Regions from separate parts of the Homo sapiens genome. Here region 1 is linked to region 2. Evidence: chromatin loops called from intact Hi-C (ENCODE). Cell type or tissue: K562. All regions are shown on one strand. Links, peaks and the distances in the headings refer to the core of each region. The heading gives the core; the rest is flanking DNA. Region 1 has its middle 7.9 kb from the start of TRF-GAA5-1. Region 2 overlaps LOC105375002 (a long non-coding RNA gene).

Region 1 (11,494 bases), core at 1,400-9,399, 250 kb after region 2:
TCTCACTCTGTTGCCCAGGCTGGACTGCAGTGGAGCGATCTTGGCTCACTGCAAGCTCCGCCTTCTGGGTTCAAGCAATTCTCCTGCCTCAGCCTCCTGAATAGCTGGAAATACAGGCACTTGCCACCTCGCCTGGCTAATTTTTTGTATTTTTAGTAGAGATGGGGTTTCACCATGTTGGCCAAGCTGGTCTCAATCTCCTGACCTCGTGATCTGCCCACCTTGGCCTCCCAAAGTGCCGGGATTACAGGCGTGAGCCACTGCACCCAGCCAAAACCTCATTTCTTTGTTTTGTTTTGTTTTTTTTAATAAATAAAAATAATGAACTTTTATTCTCCCAATCCCAATGGATCCTTTTCTACCTCACTGTACTTACTTTCAAGGAATAACTTCCTTCTTAGCTACTGAACATCCCATATCTCCAGATTAGAACCCTGCACAATTTCTAATTCTGATATCACAGTGCTAAGCAGAAATTCACAGGGGGATACTTGGCAAGCATCTTAACACTATTTTGTTAAAAGAAAATCTCCTTTTATTTTCCACTCTATTTCATCAAAGGATTAAAAATTAAGTTACTAAACACCTAGAAGGCAGAAAAGCAGCCTCTTTCTCCATGTGCAGAAGCTAAGCAACCCAGTGGGGCTTCTGTATGCATCATCTCTTTTACTCACTTTCTAAAAGCTGTAACCGTCCACCATCTACCAGGCGATCACAAACCACCCCTTAAGTCAATTTTGAGGTTAACCCACTTGACTTGAGAGGGATTCACCTGTACCACCTCTGCAGCTGTTATGTGAGAAAATAAACTCATCCATCTAAACCCAAAGAATGGACTCAGAGACCCGGAGAACAGCGAAAGTGAGACTTTTAATGACGGTCTTGAGAGATCAAGATCGGGTGTCTGGCGTGCAGGCACACCCAGAACAGTTTCAACAAGCAATTTGTCCCCTAGTGCGCAAGTCCCTCCCCAGGTTCCTCATAGGCTGAGTGCTATGGGGTTACAATTTTCTCGGCGTTTGCCTACTGATTGTTAGGCAAAGGCTTTAGGTGTCTCTTTTTTAGGGTTGTCTTGCTGCATTTTGTTGCAGCCCACAATGCATTGCAATCCTGGTTAGCTCAAGGGCTCTTTAAGTGTTTGACTTATGACCTAAGTAGCTGGGCAGGCTGATAAGAACAGACAAAGTGAGCTATTTTGCAGACTAGTAAACTTATATCTTAGACTAAACTGTTTTTGTTTGGGTGAAGGCCACCAAGGATGGGGGATGGGAAGGGGGAGGAAAGAGGGGGGCGACAAGCAGGCATCCGCTATCCAAGCAGGGACCTAGTATACCCTGTTTCTTCTGTACTTTGCTGACCTAAGCCAATTTAAGGCACTTTGTCTTGGAAATAGATCACTGTATACATTATTTCCTTCAGGAATAGCACTAAGGAAAAGGTGGCTGCACACGTAGTTAACACCGATTTTACCGCGACTTTGTAGTACCTAACCTTGTTTTTAGACTCTCCCTTAATCGCCTAGCCTTGTTTCCACATGAATAGGCTCTTCCTTAGCTGAGAAAGCCGGAAGTACTCCTTTTGGCTCCTTCATTTACAAGACGTCAAAGACTCCTTACCCACCCCCTTCCTCAAGCAGTTAACTTGTGTAAGCTGACTCTTACATATCAAAGAGTCCAATTAACTGATAAGGTACTGAAGCAAGCAATTTACGAAGTTACCAGGATTTCGCTCAAGAGATAACACCATAAAGCTTTGAGTTTGTGTCCGGGAGAGCCCCCATACCTAACGCCTTATGATAGATTTAGAGCCCCTGCACCTGGAACTGTTTGTTTCCTTGTAACCATTTGTCTTTTTAATTTTTTTGCATGCTTTTACTTCTGTAGAATTGCTGCAACTAAGCTCCCCCTCCCCTTTCTAAACCAAAGTATAAAGGAAAATCAAGCCCCTTCCTCGGGGCCGAGAGAATTTCGAGCGTTAGTCGTCTGTCGGTCGCCGGCTAATGAAGGACTCTTAAATTCGTCTCGAAGTGTGGCGTTTCTCTAACTCGCTCGGGTACAACATTTGGAAGCCCCAGCGAGATATATTCGCCACTGGGCGAGAGCCGGGCTAGCTCCGGGCTCCCCCGGAGGGACGGCCGGCTTATAGGCGAGGAGCCACCTGAAAAAAAATTTTCCAGGTCCCCGAAAGGCGACCGTCTTCCGGAGGACAGCGGATCGACTACCGTGTGTGTGTGCCCACAAAATTCAACCTCTGAGTCCTCAGCTTCTGACCCCGGGGTCAGGTAAGTTAGATTTGACTTCTGTTTGGTGAGAGGGAGGCAGCCCTGACGAGGGCATCCCTGTCTTTGACACTGCCCGCTTTTCCAGGGCGCTGGAGGACAGAGCCCTGGTTTTTCTGTTAGGCGCCTTTTGGTTCTGGTTTGGTGAGAGGGAGGCAGCCCTGACGACGGTGTCCCTCTCTTTGACTCTATCCATACTCCAGGACGCTGGAGGATAGAGCCCTGGTTTCTGGCAGGCCGGCCTCTCCATTAAGACTAGTCTCTCACTCTCTCCTCCTCTTTTTCTTTCTCTCCCCCTTGCTCTATCTCTTCTCCTCCTCTCGTTCAGGTCTTCTGGGACCTTTGTTTAGAACGGGAAATAACAAAAATTGTTATAAACTCTTTGTGAATGTGTGCACGACTGAGGAGTCCAGGGGCCTGCCTCTGGATCCCCAGTTTGTAGCTCCACGGCGAAAGCTACGGAGTTCGAGTGGGCCCTCACCTGCCGTTCCGTGGCGACCTCATAAGGCTTAAGGCAGCATCGGGCATAGCTCCATCCGAGCCGGGGGTTTATACCTGCCTGCCAATGCTAAGAGAAGCCCAAGTCCCCTCAGGGGGAGCGGCCAGGCAGGCATCTGACTGATCCCATCATGGGACCCCCTCCCCTTGTCTGTCTAATAAAAACCTACCATAATTGTTTATATACCCAAGGGTCTATTGTTTGTTTTGTGTTTGTTGTCCTGCTCGGTGTCTATTGTCCTGTTTAGTGGTTGTCAAAGTTTCGTATGTCAGGTCATCGATACTGCCCAAGACGTCTGGGCAGGAACTTCTTCAAGGTCTTTAGTGTTGATTTTTTATCACAGGAGGTTAAATTTCTCATCAATCGCTTAGGCTGGCCATCCCAGTCCTGCCTTTTCTGTCAGAAACAAATCAGGTGTTGTTACGGGAACGGGAACGAGTGTGAGGAACATTCGCCTGTTTGGGATTTCTGGCACCATGAAGATTGCTGGCATTTAGATTGTCATACCCCATGTCCAAGTGACTGGGCCACCTCCAGACTAAACCGGTGGTAGGTTCAAAATAGCCACCCTGCAGACCTCCTTGCTCACCTCTTTTGTCATCCCGTAACTTTTTCTGTGCCCTTAAATACGGCACTGTGCAGAGAAACCTACGCCCGTACCACTTTACTTCGTTTAAACCCTTATTCTATTCCTCTGTGGCTACTCTCCTACCCTAGGAAAGATCCGAGTGGCCCTTTTTCCTCCTCATCCCTACCACTTACCCCGTACATCTCGTTTTCCCGTGTCACAGCAAGTTCAGCGTCTCCAGGACTTGGCTCTGCTCTCACTCCTCAAACTCTTAAAAGAAAAGGCCGAATTTGAGCTATTTGCCTTTGAGTCGTGGAGACACCAAAAGTATTTAGGCTACAGGTCCAGGGAAAGAGGGAGGACGCCTAGGTCCATCCAGCCAAGGAGACCTAAGGTTGGCCTCTAGTCCTCCTCCCTCAATCTTGGATAATTATTCTTTTTTTTTTTGAGACAGTCTTCTCTGTCGCCCAGGCTGGAGTGCAGTGGCGCGATCTCAGCTCACTGCAAGCTCCGCCTCCCAGGTTCAGGCCACTCTTCTGCCTCAGCCTCCCAAGTAGCTGGGACTACAGACACCCGTCACCACACCCAGCTAATTTTTTGTATTTTTAGTAGAGACGGGGTTTCACCGTGTTAGCCAGGATGGTCTCGATCTCCTGACCTCGTGATTCGCCCGCCTCAGCCTCCCAAAGTGCTGGGATTACAGGCGTGAGCCACTGCGCCCGACCTCCCTCAATCTTAAAGCTAGTTAACCGTCCTGTGGCAAGTAGTGTGAGCTATTGTTGTCTTTCGGCTCCTTCTGGTTATGTTAATTCTGTTCTTCCGATACTCCAGCCCCCTAGGGAATGAGTTTTTCTGTCCGTGCTGGGTTTGATATCCCTGCTCAAACCTTGTCAAACTGCCTCCAAAAATGGGAAACTCCTCTTCCCGGCCCTGTAAGGATTGGAGCCCCCTCCAATGTATGCTGCAGAATTTTTCTCTAGGCTTCTCAGAGGATTATGGGGTCCGCCTTTAAAAAGGCAAACTCCGGACACTCTGCGAAGTAGAATGGCCAAAGTTTGGAGTCGGATGGCCCCCAGTAGGGTCACTGAACCTAGCAATTGTTCAGGCTGTGTGGCGGGTTGTTGCTGGAACTCCCGGCCACCCCGATCAGTTTCCCCACATTGATCAATGGCTGAGTTTGGTCAGAAGCTCCCCACCATGGCTCCGCTCATGCGCCATTCATAATTCTGCCTCCAAGGTCGTTTTGAGCCAGACCGCACTTCCGCCTGGACCCTCAGTCTGTTCGGCTCACCCTGTACTGCCTCCCTCTGAAGAAGAGGAGAGTCTCCCCCACTCAGTTCCGCCGCCTTATAACCGTCCTGCTCCCTTAGAATCTTCCCTTGTCTCCTCGACTACATCCCCTGTAGGCTCGCCGCCTATTGCCTCTCGATTGCGGCCGCGGCAGGAGGAAGTAGCCCCCCCTCTACCGCGGAAAGAAGCACAAGTCCCTCCGGGTGATGAGCGCTCAGCCCCATTCTTGGTTTATGTCCCTTTTTCTCCTTCTGACCTCTGTAACTGGAAGGCTCATAATCCTCCCTTCTCTGAAAAGCCCCAGGTCTTGATCTCACTGATGGAGTCTGTGCTCCGGACCCATCGGCCCACCTGGGATGACTGTCAGCAGCTCCTTTTGACCCTTTTTACCTCTGAAGAGAGGGAACATATCCGAAGAGAGGCCAGAAAGTATTTCCTCACATCAGCCAATAGGCCAGAGGAGGAAGCTAGAGACTTTCTTGAGGAGGTCTTTCCCTCTACCCGGCCTAACTGGCACACGAATTCCTCGGGTAGGAAGAAAGCTTTGGACGATTTTCACCGGTATCTCCTTGCAGGTATCAAAGGAGCTGCTCAGAAACCCATAAACTTGTCTAAGATGACTGAAGTCGCACAGGGCCTGATGAGTCACCGGGAGCGTTTTTAGAACGCCTCCAGGAGGCCTATCGGACTTACACCTCTTTTGACCCGGCGGCTCCCGAAAATAGCCGTGCTCTTAATTTGGCATTTGTGGCTCAGGCAGCCCCTGATATTAAAAGAAAACTCCAAAAACTGGAGGGATTTCCTGGGATGAATATCACTCAGCTTTTAGAGATAGCCCAAAAAGTTTTTGACAATCGAGAGTTTGAAAAAAGAAAACAAACAGCACAGGCAGCAGCTGATAAAGCATACAAAAGACAAGCAAAAATCTTAGCTGCGGCCATCGGAGAGGTCAAGAAGGGAAGGCCCCCATCACAGAGGAATAGCCAGGGAACCTCAGGTCCCTACCAGAAGGGCAAAAGAGGAGAACAGGCTCCCCTAGAAAAGGACAAATGTGCTTATTGCAAGCAGACTGGGCACTGGAAAAAGGAATGCCCACTACGGCCAGAGGAAAAATCAGAAAAGAAAAAGGCCCTCACCCTCCCCGCAACGGAAGAGTCTGATGACTGATGGAGCCAGGACTCCCTCTCTCTTGGCCCCCAGGAGCCCACGGTGACCGCTACAGTGAGGGGCCAGCCTGTACGCTTCCTAGTAGCTACCGGGGCGGAGCACTCGGTACTACAGACCCCCTTGGGCAGTGTCTCTAATAAAAGAGTGGCTGTACAAAGGTCTACTGGAGCTATTCAGGAATATCCTGTCACACACTCACGAGAAGTGAGCTTGGGACAGAAAAGAGTGAGACAGTCATTTCTTGTGGTTCCAGAGTGTCCTTTTCCTCTCCTCGGAGGAGATCTGCTCCATAAGTTACAGGCCTCTATCTCCTTCTCAGCCCAGCAGGCTAACGTCATGCTAGGAAATACAGCGCCCCCCACTGCCCAACTCCTGCTAACTACCCCTCTGTCAGAGGAAAATCTTTTAGTGTCACCATCACAACCACTGGAAAATAATACTAATCCTCTCCTGTTGGACTTACAGACACTCTTTCCCAGAGTTTGGGCCAGTCAAACCCCCCAGGACTGGCTAAACACCATCCACCAGTGGTTGTAGAACTCCTGGCCACTGCCTTGCCTGTCCAGGTAAAGCAATATCCTATGAGTCAGCAGGCTAGACAGGAGATTAATCCCCATATTCAATGACTGTTACAAGCTGGCATACTCACACCGTGTCAGTCCGCCTGGAATATTCCATTTTTGCCGGTCCAGAAACCCGGAACGAATGATTACCAGCCGGTACAGGACTTAAGGGAAGTTAACAAACAGACTGTTACTGTCCATCCAACTGTCCCCAATCCTTATACTCTACTCAACCTGCTCCCGCCAGAACTTACAGTATATACACTGTCCTTGACCTAAAGGATGCCTTCCTTGCTATTTCTCTGGCCCCCAAGAGCCAACTGATCTTTGCTTTTGAATGGACAGATCCTAGCTCAGGAGACACTACCCAATTGACTTGGACTCAGTTACCTCAAGGTTTTAAAAATTCCCCCACCCTTTTTGGAGAGGCCCTCCAGCAGGATCCTATACCATTCCAAGCTAGTCACCTTAACTGTACTCTTCTTCAGTAGGTGGACAACCTTTTATTAGCTACTGAAACTAAAGACAGTTGCCTGCAACATACTAGGGACCTACTTTACCTCCTTCAGGAGCTCGGGTATCGAGTCTCAGCCAAGAAGGTCCAGCTTTGTCTTCCCACAGTGTCCTACCTAGGATACGACATAAGCCAAGGAAAAAGGGCACTCACCAGTGCCCGGAAAGAAGCCATCCTACGAATCCCCACTCCCACCACCAAGAGACAGGTACGTGAATTCCTGGGGGCCGTAGGATACTGTCGCCTATGGATGTCGGGGTTCGCGGAGATTGCGAAGCCCCTGTACACTGCTACAGGAGGGAATAGCCGGCTAGTTTAGATGGACACAGAAGAACAGGCTTTTCAAAATCTGAAAAAGGCATTAACTGAAGCCCCTGCTCCAGCCCTCCCAAATATCCCAGAGCCGTTTCACCTGTTTGTCCACGAAAGCCAGGGAGTTGCTAAGGGGGTGCTTACTCAGACTTTAGGACCCTGGAGATGCCCAGTGGCCTATTTGTCTAAGAGGCTGGATCCTGTGGCCTCTGGATGGCCAACTTGTCTGCGAGTCATAGTGGCAACAGCAAGCCTAGTCTAAGAGGCTGATAAGTTAACTCTAGGTCAAAATTTAACCTTTACCGCTCCTCATGCCGTAGAGACTTTATTACGAAGTGCTTCTGGCAAATGGATGTCAAATGCTCGCATCCTGCAGTATCAGAGTTTACTGTTAGATCAGCCTCGTTTGACTTTCTCTCCCAGAAGGTGTTTAAATCCAGCTACTTTACTCCCTGATCCAGACTTCACTACACCTGTCCATGACTGCCAGGAACTGTTAGAAACTACAGAAACTGGCCCACCTGATCTCCAAGATGTGCCCCTAAAGAAGGTGGACGCCGCCATGTTTACAGGCGGTAGCAGCTTTCTCAAAACAGGGAGTACGAAAGGCTGGTGCAGCCATTACTACAAAGACAGATGTGCTATGGGCCCAGGCTTTACCGGCAAATACCTCGGCACAAAAAGCTGAATTGATCGCCCTCACTCAGGCTCTCCGATGGGGTAAGGATAAACTTATTAACATTTACACTGACAGCAGGTATGCTTTAACTACTGTACATGTACATGGAGCCATCTATCAGGAGCGTGGGCACCTCAGCAGGAAAGACTATCAAAAACAAAGAAGAAATTCTAGCCCTGCTTGAAGCCGTATGGCTCCCTCAGCAGGTGGCTGTAATCCACTGCAAAGGACATCCAGGAGAAAACACGGCCATTGCCCGTGGTAACCAGAAAGCTGACTCAGCGGCCCGGGATGCAGCCAGACTTCCAGTCATGCCTCTAAACTTATTACCCACAGTCTCCTTTCCACAGCCAGATCTGCCCTACAATCCCGCGTACTCAACGGAAGAAAAAAAACTAGCTTCAGATCTCAGGGCCAATAAAAATCAGGAAGGTTGGTGGATTCTTCCTGACTCCAGAATCTTCATACCCCGAGCTCTCTCGGGGAAACTTTAATCAGTCGCCTGCATTCTACCACCCATTTAGGAGGAGCAAAACTGGCCCGGCTCCTCTAGAGCCATTTTAAGATTCCCTATCTTCAAAGCTTAGCAGATCAAGCAGCTCTCCGGTGTACAACTTGTGCCCAGGTAAACGCCAAGCAAGGTGCTAAACCCAGCCCAGGCCACCGTCTTTGAGGAAACTTGCCAGGAGAAAGGTGGGAAGTTGACTTTACAGAAATAAAACCACACCGGGCTAGGTACAAATACCTTCTAGTACTAGTAGACACCTTCTCCGTATGGACTGAGGCATTTGCCACCAAGAATGAGACTGCCACCATGGTAGTTAGGTTTTTACTCAATGAAATCATCCCTCGACATGGGCTGCCTGCTGCCATAGGGTCTGATAACGGACTGGCCTTCACCTCGTCCATAGCTCAGTCAGTCAGTAAGGCATTACACATTCAATGGAAGCTCCATTGTGCCTATCGACCCCAGAGCTCTGGGCAGGTAGAACGCATGAACCGCACCCTAAAAAGCACTCTTACAAAGTTAATCTTAGAGACCGGTGAGAACTGAGTAAGGCTCCTTCCTTTAGCCTTTCTTAGAGTAAGGTGCACTCCTTACTGGGCTAGGTTTTCACATTTTGAAATCATGTATAGGAAGGCTCCACCTATCTTGCCTAAGCTAAGGGATACCAATTTGGCAGAAATATCACAAGCTAATTTATTACAGTAGCTAAAGTCTCTCCAACAGGTACAAGATATCATCCAGCCACTTTTCCGAGGAGCCCATCCCAATCCGGTTCCTGACCAGATGGGGCCCTGCCACTCATTCCAGCCAGGTGACCTGGTGTTTGTTAAAAAGTTCCAGAGAGAAGGACTCACTCCTGCTTACATAGGACCTCATACTGTCATCCTCACCATGCCAACAGCTCTGAAGGTGGATGGCATTCCTGCTTGGATTCGTCACTCCCGCATCAAAAAGGCCAACAAAGCCCAGCAAGAAACATAGGTCCCCAAGCCTGGGTCAGGCCCCTTAAAACTGTGCCTAAGTCGGGTGAAGCCATTAGATTAATTCTTTTTATTTACTTCTCTTTTTGGTTTTTGCCTGTCATGTCCTCTGCACCTTCCTATTCCCTTCTTCTCACCTATTTCATGACAAGACGTATATTCGCAAACAGTACTTGGAGGGCAGGAACCTCCAAGGAAGTCTCCTTTGCAGTTGATTTATGTGCACTGTTCCCAGAACCAGCCCGTACCTACAAAGAGTAACACAATCTGACAGTCAAGGGGGCAGGAAGCGTTGACCTTTTGGCAGGATTTGGACACTCCGGGAGCCAGACTGGATGTGGGAGCTCCAAAGGTGCGGAAAAAGGACTTCAGAATGTTGACTTTTACCTCTGTCCTGGAAATCACCCTGACTCTAGCTGTTGAGATATTTACCAGTTTTTCTGCCCTGATTGGACACGTGTAACTTTAGACACTTAACTCTGGGAGATCAACCGGATCTTCAACTCTTTCCATAAGTCGTGCTTCCCATCCTAGATTGTGTACTAGAAAAAATTGTAATCCTCTTACTATAACTGTCCATGACCCTAATTCAGCTCGATGGTATTATGGCATGTCATAAGGATTAAGGCTTTATATCCCAGGATTTGATGTTAAGACTATGTTCGCCATCCAGAAGAAAATCCTGGTCTCATGGAGCCCACCCAAGCCAATCAGGCCTTTAACTGATCTAGGCGACCCTATGTTCCAAAAACACCCTGACAAGGTCGATTTAACTGTTCCGCCACCATTCCTAGTTCCTAAACCCCAGCTGCAGCAACAATATCTTCAACACAGCCTGATGTCCATACTAGGCAGGGTACATCACCTTCTTAACCTCACCCAGCCTAAACTAGCCCAAGATTGTTGGCTATGTCTAAAAGCAAAACCCCCTTATTATGTAGGCTTAGGAGTAGAGGCCACACTTAAAAGTGGCCCTTTATCTTGTCGTGCACGACCCTGTGCCCTCACACTAAGGGATGTGTCTGGAAACGCTTCTTGTCTAATTAGTACCGGGTATAACTTATCTGCTTCTCCCTTTCAGACTACTTGTAATCAGTCCCTGCTTACTTCCATAAGCACCTCAGTCTCTTACCAAGTGCCTAACAATACCTGGTTGGCCTGCACTTCAAGTCTCACTCACTGCATTAATGGAACTGAACCAGGACCTCTCCTGTGCATGTAAGTTCATGTACTTCCCTGGGTATACGTGTACAGTGGACCAGAAGGACAACTTCTCATTTCTCCCCCTGAGTTAGATCCCAGGTTTCGCTAGCTGCCCTGCTCCTAGTTCCCTTCTTGGCCAGCCTTAGCATAGCCAGATCAGCAGCCCTAGTTCAAGGAGAAACTGGAATAATGGCCCTATCTCAACAGGTAGATGCTAATTTAAGTAACCTCCAGTCTGTCGTAGATTTGTTACATTCCCAGGTAGAGTCTCTAGCTGAAGTAGTTCTTCAAAACCGCTGAGGCTTAGATCTACTATTCCTCTCTCAAGGAGGTTTATGCGCAGCTCTAGGAGAAAGTTGTTGCTTCTATGCCAATCAGTCTGGAGTCATAAAAGATACTCTCCAAAAGGTTCGAGAAAATCTAGATAGATGCCAACAAGAAAGAGAAAATAACATCCCCTGGTATCAAAGCATGTTTAACTGGAATCCATGGCTAACTACTCTAGTCACTAGGTTAGTTGGACCCCTCCTCATCCTACTATTAAGCTTAATTTTCAGGCCGTGTATATTAAATTAGTTTCTTAACTTTGTAAAACAACGCATAGCTTCTGTCAAATTTATGTATCTTAGAACTCAATATGACCCCCTTATTATAACTGAGGAATCAACGATTTGATTCCCCAAAAACACAAGTGGGGAATGTAATACCTAACGTTGTTTTTAGACTCTCCGTTAATCACCTAGCCTTATTTCCACATGAATAGGCTGTCCCTTAGCTGAGAAAGCTGGACGAACTCCATTTGGCTCCTTCATTTACAAAACATCAAGGACTCCTTACCCACCCCCTTCCTCAAGCAGTTAACTTGTGTAAGCTGACTCTCAACATATCAGAGTCCAATTAACTGATAAGGTACTGAAGCAAACAATGCACGAA
Region 2 (11,494 bases), core at 1,436-9,435:
GAAATCGCCACTAAAGAACTTATTCATGTAAGGAAACACCACCTGTCCCTCCAAAACCCTATTGAAATAAAAAAATTAAAATAAACAAAAATAAAATGGTCAGAAAACTAAAAGCTTTCCTTTTTTTCTTTGAGACAGGGTCTCACTATGTTACCCAAGCTGGTCTCAAACTCCTGGCCTCAAGCAGTTCTCTCAAGTAGCTGGTATTACTGGTGAGAGCTACCACACCCAGGTAGAAAACTAAAAGTTTTCATAACTCTGTTGGCAACAAAACCTGACCTGAACTGAGGTAGGACTATTTCTATCTATTCTTTACTTTCAGTTTTATTAAACAAGAGAGACTGTATGTTAAAAGAATAGAGTTCCTTTTAAGAAAAAATAATATCAGCTATTTGTCATTTGTCAGAAATGGCAGATATTTTTTAAAGAGGACACTCACTGTTATCACTAATTTATAAAACCATAGTTTCTTTCGAGTTGAAGATTCAAGAGCAATTAGAACATGTCTGTTTTAAAATATGGTAGTCACTAGGTGTAGCATCAAAAGAAAAACTATCAAAGAATAATAAAACTTTAAATTATTCTTTTTAACTTAAATGGATGTGTATTTTAAACTATTTTTATCTAAGATATTAAGTTAACATTTAAAGTTGGCCACATGAAAAGATAGGTCACATTTCATGTTCTTGTGAGTCAACTGAAATACTGAAGGAAAAAAAAAGTTTGTTTCCTTGCTAGTCATTGTACCTTGCTGGCTAGAAATGTTCCATGGAATGTGTGAGAGTTTGGTTCCAAAATGGCTGCATATAAGGAAGCTGGCTTTATTTTTCCTCCACAGAAAACCTACAACAAATACACGGTGCTGAGATTATCACCAGCAATATCCCAGAACTCAAATATGAAGATGGAACAGTGCCCGTGGCAACAAAGAAGTAAAAAACTTCAAGCAGACGCTGTAAGAATCAGACTTCCAAATCCGTGACATCCCTCTCCCAAATCTGCCTAGCACCAAGCATGTGGAAAACTTCCCCCACCTCACCGCCAGTTTCTACACTGGAAAAAGTGAGATTGAAGTGGATAACCAGTTTCCCCACCATCTTGGATTCCCTGGCAAGAGATCTGTCCCTAAGTACTTAAAGGGAGAAATATTCCCAAAGACAACCAGAGAAAAAGTGGGGAGGTGGGACTTCCTTCCCCAACCCTAGAAACACTCTTCTTTAACTCAGCCAAAGGAGACGCCAAATCAGCGAAGCTGGTCAGCAGCGACACACCATAGGAGGTATGTTCCACAGGTTCCCTGAGCACGAAATTCTAGCCAGACTTCCCACCCTATTGGGATATCCCCCGTAAGACCTTCTACATTTGGGTCCGGCAGTGCTCCAGTCATTTACTAGGGCCAAGGAAAACCTGGACTGCAGACTCCATGTGATGTCAGAAAGAAGGCAAGACCAAGAGGGCGAAAAAAAAGTAGATGCTGTCATGCTTTCTGTACAGCCTGCAGAACCATGAGCTAAGTAAACCTCTTTTCTTTATAAATTACTCAGTCTCATGTGTTTCTGTATAGCAGTGTGAGAACAGACTAATATACATGACTTCCCCAAACAGACAAAGCAAGGAACCAATGACTTACCCTAGGCAAGACAGTGGTATGTGAGCTCTCTCACCAAGAATTCAAAATAGCAGTTTTAAAGAAACTCAGTGAACTCAAGGATAACACACAAAAGCAATTCAAAAATTTATCAGAGAAATTTAACAAAGAGATTAAAATAATTTTTTAAAATCAAACAAAAATCTTGGAACTGAGAAATATACTTGTCAAACTGAAAAATTTATTAGAGACTCTCGACAGCAGAATGGATCAGACAGTGGAAGGAATTAGTAAACTCAGACAGGCTATTTGAAAATACAGTTAGAGGAGAAAAAAGGGAAACGAATACAAAGGAATGAAGATCACCTAAATAATATAGAAAAGTACCTCAAAAGGACAAATCTAAGAATGATTGGTGCTCAAGAGGGAATTCAGAAAGAGCAAAAATTAGAAAGCTTATCCAAAGAAATAACTCAAAACTTTCCAAACTTAAGAAATATATAAGTATCTAGGTACAAGATTAGAGAACATGAAACAGATTCAACCCAAATAAGACCACCCCAAGACATACAATAATCAAATTCTCAAAGGTCAAGGACAAAGAGGATTACAAAAGTTGGCTGGGCACCATGGCTCATGCCTATAATCCCAGCACTTTGGGAGGCCAAGGCAGGTGGATCACCTGAGGTCAGGAGTTCGAGATCAGCCTGGCCAACATGGTGAAACCCTGTCTCCACTAAAAATACAGTAATTAGTGGGGCATGGTAGTGGGTGCCTGTAATCCTAGCTACTCAGGAGGCTGAGGCAGGAGAATCGCTTGAACCCGGGAGGCAGAGGTTGCAGTGAGCAGAGATAGCACCATTGCACTCCAGCCTGGGTGACAAGAGTAAAACTCAGTCTCAAAAAAAATAAAATAAAATAAAAAATAAAAGCAGCAAGAGAAAAGAAGTAAATAACATACAAAGAGCTCCAATTATTCTGGCAACAGACTCCTCAATGGAAACTATACAGGCCAGGTAGATGTGGGATGGCATTTTCAAAGTGCTAAAAGAAATAAAACCGCCATCCAAGATTAATGTACCAGAAAAGCTATTCTTCAAACATGAAGAAGACATAAAATCTTTCCTTGACAAACAAAAGCTGAGAATTCACTACCACCAGGCCTATCTTAAAATAAATGGCAAATGAAGTCCTTCAATCTAAGAGAAAAAGATGCTAACATGCATAAAGAAAATATTTGAGGAAAAAAACCACTGGTAACATTAAGTACAAGACATACCCAGGATACTCTAATACTCTAATTGTGGTGTGCAATCCATTTATAACTGTAGTATGAAATCTAAAAGACAAACCTATCAAAAACAATAATTGCTACAGTGACCTGCTAAGAGATAGACAATATAAAAATATGTAAACCGAGACAACAAAAAGTCAAGATGTAGGGGTATAGAGTTAAAGGGCAGGGTTTTGTGGGGGTTATTTAAGTTTTTTTGTTTGTTTCTAGTCTTTTCTTTGTGATCAAAGTTAAGTTGTCATCTTTGTAAAATATCAGCTGCGCGCCATGGCTCATGCCTGTAATCCCAGCACTTTGGGAGGCCAAGGCTAGCTAATCACTTGAGCTCAGGAGTTCAAAACCACTCTGGGCAACATGGCAAAACCTCATCTCTACAAAAAATACAAAACTTAGCTGGCTATGGTGGCATGTGTCTATGGTATCAGCTACTCAGGAGACTGAGGTAGGAGGATTGCCTGAGTTCAATAAGGTAGAGGCTGCAGTAAGCCAAGATCTCACCACTGCACTCCAGCCTGGGTGACAGAGACCCTGTATCAGAATAATAAGTAATAATAAAACAAAGTAGCTATAAGATATGTTTTGTAAGCCTCATGGTAACCCCAATGCAAAAATCTGTAATTAATACACTAAAAATAGAAGGCAGTGAATTAAAGCATTCTACCAGAGAAAATAACTTAACCACAAAGAAATACAGTAGCAAAAGAATAAAGGAAGAAAGACGTTACAAAACAACCAGAAAACAAGCAACAAAATGGCAGTCATAAGTCCTTACTTATCAATAATAACACTGAATATAAATGGACCAAATTCTCCAATTAAAAGATGTATAGAAGTTAAATGGGTAAAGAGACGAGACCCAACTATGTGGTGCTACAAGAACCCACCTTGCCTATAGGGACATACATAAGTTGAAAGTGAATTTATGGAAAAAGATATTCCATGCAAGTGGAAATCAAAGAGAACAGGATTAGGTATACTTATATCAGATAAAACAGACTACAAGTCAAGGAATGTAAAAAGTGACAAAAGGTCACTATATAATGATGAAGGGGTCAATTCATCAAGAGGATATTAAAAATTATAAATATCTGTGCACCCAACACCAGAGCATCCAAATATGTAAAACAAACATTAATAAATCTCAAGGGAGAGATAGGCTCCAATATAATAATAGTAGGGACTTCAACACCTCACTTTCAGTAACAGATTATCCAGGGAGAAAATCAATAAAGAAACATTGGAATTAAGCTACACACTAGACCAAGTAGGCCTGACATTTATAGAACATTTCACCCAGCTGCTACAGAGTACACATTCTTTTCACTTGCACATGGCACATTCTCCAGAACAGACCATATCTTAAGTCACAAAAGAAGTCTCAGCAAATTCAAAAAAGTAAAAATTATATCAAGTATCTTTTCTGATCACAATGGAATAAAACCAGAAATCAACAAGAGGAACCTTGGAAACTATACAAACACATGGAAATCAACATGCTCCTACAACCAATGGGTCAATGAATAAGCTAAGAAAATTTTAAAAATTTCATGAAACTAGTGAAAATAGATATACAACATACCGAAGCCTACAGAATACAGCATAACAATAACTTTATAGCAATAAACACCTACATCAAAAAAGGGAAAAGACTTCAAATAATCAACCTAAAAATGGATCTCAAGGAACTCAAAAAAGCAAGGATGAACCAAATCCAAAATTAGTAGAAAGAAATAAATATCAGAACAGACATAAATGAAATTGAAACTAAAACATAAATACATTTGATCAATGAAATGAAAAGTTGATTTTTTGAAGATAGACAAAATTAACAAACCTTTCCCTAGACTAAAAAAGAGAAACCCAAATAAATCAATCAGAAAGAAAAAAAAAGAGATATAACAGACCACAAAAATACAAAGAATCAGAGAATATGAACAACTATACACCAACAAATTGGAAAACATAGAAAAAATGGATAAATTATTAAACATATACAACGTACTAAGATTGAACCATGAATAGAAACCCTAACAAACCAATAATGAGTAATGAAATTGAAGCCTTAATAAAGTCTCTCATCAAAGAAAAGCCCAGGACATTATGGCCTCACTGCTGAATTCTAGCAAATATTTAGAGAACTGATACCAATTCTACTCAAACTCTTTTAAAAAAAATTGAAGAGGAGGGTATTCCTCTAAACTCATTCTACAAGGCCAGCATTGCCCTGATGTGAAAACCAGACAAGGATACAGCAAAATCTGTGTCAGAAATCAAATCAAAAACAAAACTACAGGCCAAAATCCCTGATGAACATAGATACAAAAATTCTCAAAATAACTAGCAACCCCAATTCAACAACCAAGAAGATCGCTCATGATGAGTGTGATTCATGAATACTGCATGTTCTCACTCCTATGTGGGAGCTAAAACAGAAGATCTCATGAAGCTAGGGAGTACAATGGTGGTTATCAGGGCCTGGAAAGAGGAGGGAAGACGTGGGATAAAGAGAGGTTGGTTAAACGGTATAAGTATACAATTAGGTAGAAGAAAGACAACCAGAGTTCAATAGATCAGTAGGGTGACTATAATCTATTAGACACTTCTGGCTGGGCGCGGTGGCTCACGCCTGTAATCCCAGCACTTTGGGAGGCAGAGGTGGCCGATCACGAGGTCAGGAGTTCAAGACCAGCCTGACCAACATGGTGAAACCCCGCCTCTACTAAAAATATAAAAATTGGCCCGGTGTGATGGCGTATGCCTGTAATCCCAGCTACTTGGGAGGCTGAGGCAGGAGAATCGCTTGAACCCAGGAGGCAGCGGTTGCAGTGAGTCGAGATCACGCCATTGCACTCCAGCCTGGGTGACAGTGCTAGACTCTGTCTCAAAATAATGTTAGACATTTCAAAATATCTAAAAGATTGCTTGATATATATTTAGATATAACTAGAAAAAAATTTGAACGTTCCAAGCAAAAAGGACATTTAAGTTTATACATATATATACACACACACACAAATTATCCTTATCTTTGACCTTTATACGTTATGTATCAAAATATTACATGTACCCTCAAAATACATACATTAAAAAAATGAGAAATAGAAAAATCAAAAAAAAAAGTTCCATGAATTCTGAACACAAATGTGGCCCCCCATTGCTTGTTATTTGTCTGTTCATCATCCCCCACTTGCAGTATTAAAATGTCAGTGTTTCCATTTAGGGATCCCCTTCTGCCTGAATAATCCCCAAATCTGATTCAAAAAATTAGTTCTTACCAGTTTGCACACTCAAGAAAGCACCTGAGCCCAAGTCCACTACGGCCATTTTGTCACTGCCACAAGGTGGCGCTATTGAAAAATGGTCCACATTACTAGCACTCACCGTCCCCATTGTAATGAGAACAAACTTCGGATCTCTGCACAAGCCACAGTGGTCCTTCTAAGGAGGTAGACAGACCTCTCACCCTGCACCCACTTCTTCATGGCAGTTGCATCTCAGTGAGCCTTGAGTTCGTTCATGAGTGGCTGATCTTTGTTTTCACGTCTTAAGTCTGAAAGCACCCATCTCCATCAGAGAGCCTGCCGCTCAGTAACTCCGGCCGAATTTGTTCGGGTGTGAGGTTTAAGGCCCTAATCGCTGTTCTCTCTTCCTCTTTGGGCAACCCCATCTCCGAAGCGTCAGTTTTTCTTTCACCTATCCGCAACATAAAGTGTTACTAATGACACTCCTCGCCCAGAAGACGGCGCTCCGGGCCTGCACACGCTGGTGCCTCCGGCGAGCCTGGACCCCAGGGCCACTTAGAGCCTTGGCGTTCGTTTTAGCTCTTAACGGCGACCAAGACGTCTTCCTCCTCTGCGACAGTGTGGGGAAGGGAGAACGAGAATAACCCACGTTTGGCCAGGAAAAGCTCCCCCTCTATGTAACTTGTAAGGAACCTCCCAGCAAGCAAGTGGCGTGTGCCCGGGTCTCCGTTCCCCGAGACGCGGGATCCCGGGCGGGAGGGCTAGTCTATCCCATTTGCCTCCACTCCTCTCGGAATACGTTGGAGTCTTCCTTTCTGGTGTCTCCGACTTCGCAGTAACTTAGAGGTGTCTCTGATGAGAATGCAGCCCTGGGTGTGGCTCTGACCACCTCAAGCACCATCCCGACCCTTCCTTGTACGTCTTCCCGCAACCTCCTGCGGAAAAGCAATGTGTCAGAAATTTGTGAGTTCTTGGCATGATTCTAGAATGAAGCTGCAGACCCTCAGGGTGTTAGTTCTAAAAAACGTGTCTGGAGTTTGTTCCTTCTGATAGTCAGACGTGTTTGGAGTTTGTTCCTTTTGGTGGGTTCGTCGACTAGCTAGCTTCAGAAGTGAAACCGCAGACCTCTACAATGAGTGTTACAGCTCTTAAGGCGGCATATCTGGAACTGTTTGTTTTTCCAGGTGGGTTCGTGGCCTCGCTGACCTCAAGAGTGAAACTACAGGCCCTCACAGTGTTACACCTCACAAAACAAAATGCAGATCCAAGCAGCTAATAGTAAAAAATAAAACCACCACAATGTGAAACAGGACAAAACAAATTACAATGGCCAACTCCGGTAACCTGCTTTTATTCCCTTATCTGGCCCCACCCACATCCTGCTGATTGGTCCATTTTACAGAGAGCCGATTGGTCCGTTTTGACAGGGTGCTGATTGGTGTGTTTACAATCCCTGAGCTAGACACAAAAGTTCTCGAAGTCCCCACTAGATTAGCTAGACACAGAGCACTGATTGGTGCATTTACAAACCTTGAGCTAGGCACAGAGTGCTGATTGGTGTATTTACAAACCTTGAGCTAGACACAGAGTGCTGACTGGTGTATTTACAATCCCTTAGATAGACATAAAGGTTCTCCAAGTCCCCACCAGATTAGCTAGACACAGAGTGCTGATTGGTTTGTTTACAAACCTTGAGCTAGACACAGAGTGCTGATTGCTGTATTTACAATCCCTTAGCTAGACATAAAGGTTCTCCAAGTCCCCACCAGTTTAGCTAGATACAGAGTGCTAATTGGTATATTTACAATCCCTTAGCTAGACATAAAGGTTCTCCAAGTCGCCACTAGACTCAGGAGTCCAGCTGGCTTCACCTGGTGGATCCTGCACCCGGGCCGCAGGCGGAGCTGCCCGCCAGTCCCGCGCGCCGTGCGCCCGCACTTCTCAGCCCTTGGGCGGTGGATGGGACGGGAAGCCGTGAAGCAGGGGGCGGCAATCGTCGGGGAGGCTCCGGCGGCGCAGGAGCCCACCGCGAATTCTCGGGCATGGCAGGTTGCAGGTCCCAAGCCCTGCCCCGCGAGGAGGCGGCTGAAGCACGCGAGCGCGGCGCGGGTGGGCCGGCAGCGGTAGGGGACCCAGCGCCCCCTCCGTAGCTGCTGGCCCGGGTGCTAAACCCCTCACTGCCCGGAGCGGTGGCGCCGGCCGGCCGCTCCGAGTGTGGGGCCCCCGGAACCCGCGCCCACCCGGAACTCGCACTGGCCCGCAAGAGAGTTCCCGCCTCTTCCTCCACACCTCCCCGCAAACAGGGAGCCGGCCTCGCCAGCCCAGAGAGGGGTTCCCACAGTGCAGCGGCAAGCTGAAGGGCTCCTCGAGCGCGGCCAGAGTGGGCGCCGAGGCCGAGGAGGCGCGGAGAGCGAGCGAGGCCTGGCACCACGCTGTCACCTCTCGGCAAGGCGAGATTCCGCGCGGAGGAAAGAGGCGCGCTGTCCGGGGACGGGAGGCTGGCGGCAACCGCTACAGGGTCGTAACAAAACAAGTCCCTAGGGGAACTGAGTGGAATTGCGTCCTTTAGCTCTCCAGAGCTCTCTAAGCTCCTTGAAGGGCCAGAGGCTGAGCCCACCTTGGGACATAATTAGTAAGCCTGACTCAGTGACATGGCCCTGCCAAAAGAAAATATTCCCTGAAGGAACAACCTTCTCTCGCATTCTGGTGCCTAAGGAGGTGCAGCTTGAATGTGAGACTGAATTAGGACAGAACTGAAGGCCCCTTGAGCCACACTGGTATTGAGAGGGTATAAGGGACTGCAGGAAAAAGGGATGTCAGAGAGAAAGAATCCCATTTACAAAAGCGTTACCATGTAGGCAGGGTTTAGCTTTGGGTAATGAATGACTCAGTTCTGTGGCTGGAAAAATACACAAAGAGGATTATTAGAAAAGTTTCTGATTATTTGGTTCATCAAAAGGACATTTCTGCCTACTTCCTAGTTATAGTATGAGTTTATGAAATTTGGGATCATAGAAGAAAGTAAAAATTCTATTAGAGAACAGACACAAGGGCTGACAGTTCTTTGTGACACCTCAGAAACTGTTATTCCAAAATCCTATTTGCAATCAGTTGGGTTACAGCCTCCTGAGATTCACCCTCCTGATTCTGGCCCTGAGCTAGGTTTGTCCAGAGATTAATAAGTTTGTGATCTTTCTGTCCTTCAGCCTTGGTTTAACTGGAATAATAAGTGAGATGAGGAAATGACTAATAGAGCTCATCTTGAGTGTATGTTTTTTTAAAAAACCCATTCTTCCAGTGGGCTGGAAGGGGTAGTGGGAAACATTCAACAACATCTGCCCACACCAGGCCTGCCTCAACTTAATCCTTTCTCAGCTACTCTTCCCAGGTAGAGCCATCATTAATCTGATTGGTCATGTTCTAGGACATCAACAAGGTCTTGATATCTGGTGGAAAGTTTAAGACTTTGTCTTGCTTTTCCTCTCCTCTGGGCCCAAAGAGCATGAGACAGCTAAACTTGGATCTTCTCTGTAGACCCAGCCATGTTGCTTCCTGCTTTTTCTCAACTTATTTCCTCCATGTAGCTGGCCAGCAGTTGACACAAGCCTAAGACTTAGGACAAAGTTAAAGGCACCACTGGAGGTTAAATCTAGGCTACATGCTCCAACAGAGATCTGAACTTCTGCAAGAGATTTGAACTTCTCCATGGGTGATTATTTGATTATCTGAGCACTCACTTAGCTCTTTATAAATTAGTAGTTCCATTTAGTTTAACAAAGTTTTTGAGATCATGGGCTCAGGAACTAGATGACTTGGTTTCAAATCCTACCACCTACCTGCTATGTGACTTTTTCTGTCTCATATTCCTCATCTCTAAGATAGAAATAGTAATTTCTGAGTCATAAATTTGCTGCAAGGATGTGGTACAATGGGCCTTGCAATAAATTCTACAACATCACATAGTATGAACGAAGGAATGGGAATAAGATTTACTGGGGAAACTTAGAAAGCAAGAGTCAGGCACAAGAGGCATAGAGTTCTCAATCCTCTCATAATCCCATGGAGAGGTGAACCAGGGGCAAGAACAAGCCATTTCACATGCAATAGGTTGGGGCTCTGGTCCTGACCCAATTATTCTATCTTGTCAAGGATAAACTTGAACACCACTTTTCAGTAAGACAACAAGCAGACTACTTGATTGCCGGGCAGTCTGGGTTTAGATGCTAGCAGAGCTGAGGAAGCATCTGAGGACCAGATGCCCAACACCTGGAGACCATGCATCCTATGGACAGTTGCAGCCCCTTCGTGTTAGAAAGTGTAAGCAGCTGGTCTCATGCAAAGCTATACGTAGGTGCAGCCCCTCTTTCCAAGAGGAACGGGAAACTCCAGTTGTAGCTAGCACATTTCCTGGGCAATCTAGAGTGAGATCCCAGGATCATTTCTGAATAGTTCTGCTTATTGCCCCATAGAATATTAAGTAAAATGTAGCACACAATATCTTTAGTACAGTATTAATAAGTACTCAATAAATATTAGCTATTATAGTTAGTCCCATTTGGCTATCGCTCCTTTTGTTCAACTTCCTTAGGAACATGATATGAGTAGAGTGTCAGAAGTGATTGACAGGGATAAACTTAGTCATTTCTGGGTTCTTTAGCAAAAATAATAATCTAAAACCACCTCAAACCTCACCCTAACTCTTTTAACAGAGACTTATAATCACATCAACATCTACATTAGCCCACAGCTTTAAAACTCATGTGTATCTTTGTTTCCAAACCGCTTTCTAACTGGTCTCCCCAATTCCAGTTTCTCTACTATCTAGTTTGAATTTCACGGTTGTCAGTGTTTTCTTCCTGAAATATATTATCATATAATTAAAAAGTTTTGCTAATTATTATGTTGGCAAAGCTGGGGAAAAACAGGCTGCCATTTCTGTGTAATATAGAATAAGGTAGGACCAGTAGATCCCATGATCATGTGCCCTTTGTAACACATCCTTCACAGTAAAGTGAGTCCCTTGGTCTGAGATGTAAGGCAAGGTTCCATGTCAGTACATCAGACATTGTGAGTCCTTGGGTAGTATTAGCAGGGGCATTGGAGACAGGGAAGCAAAATTATACCTGGAATACATACAAATCCCTATAAGGATGAGTCTCTGCCCACTGCAAGGTATTAATAGAAAGGGTTCAAAGTGATCAATCTGCCACCAAATGGCTGCTTAATCTTCTCAAGAGATCATACCATGTTGAGGGTTCAATGACAGTGCTAACTGTCCTTTTCTGTCTAATAAAATGAAAAGGATCCCAATCCTTACAGAACATAAAAAGAAAATATATGTGTTAGGCCGGGGTTTCCCACCCTCAACTT

The links. Hi-C counts contacts between places; a loop is a spot of excess contacts. Peaks named below come from ENCODE experiments on the same cell type or tissue, not always from the same donor. Only the 100,000 strongest peaks of a DNase experiment are listed, where the experiment ranks them.
Region 1: a loop joins it to region 2, with 10 times the contacts of the local background. A loop is called at or near these places in 3 of 110 quality-filtered maps.

What each region holds. Positions count from the first base shown.
Region 1 is chr6:28,766,526-28,778,019 of GRCh38, reverse strand. No RefSeq gene overlaps it. Among named protein-coding and RNA genes, the nearest start is that of TRF-GAA5-1, 7.9 kb to the right of the region's middle. RefSeq lists an enhancer at 1,499-2,070. In K562, for the core only: CTCF peaks have their summits at 5,299, 6,165 (motif pointing left) and 8,090; DNase peaks (open chromatin) are centred at 5,279, 6,149 and 8,139; H3K4me3 peaks cover 436 bases.
Region 2 is chr6:29,012,027-29,023,520 of GRCh38, reverse strand. LOC105375002 (a long non-coding RNA gene) reads left to right here. Exons shown (of 4, transcript XR_926667.3): 3 at 139-289; 4 at 839-1,538. Among named protein-coding and RNA genes, the nearest start is that of ZNF311, 12 kb to the right of the region's middle. In K562, for the core only: CTCF peaks have their summits at 6,222 (motif pointing right) and 6,613 (motif pointing right); DNase peaks (open chromatin) are centred at 6,250 and 6,680; H3K4me3 peaks cover 787 bases.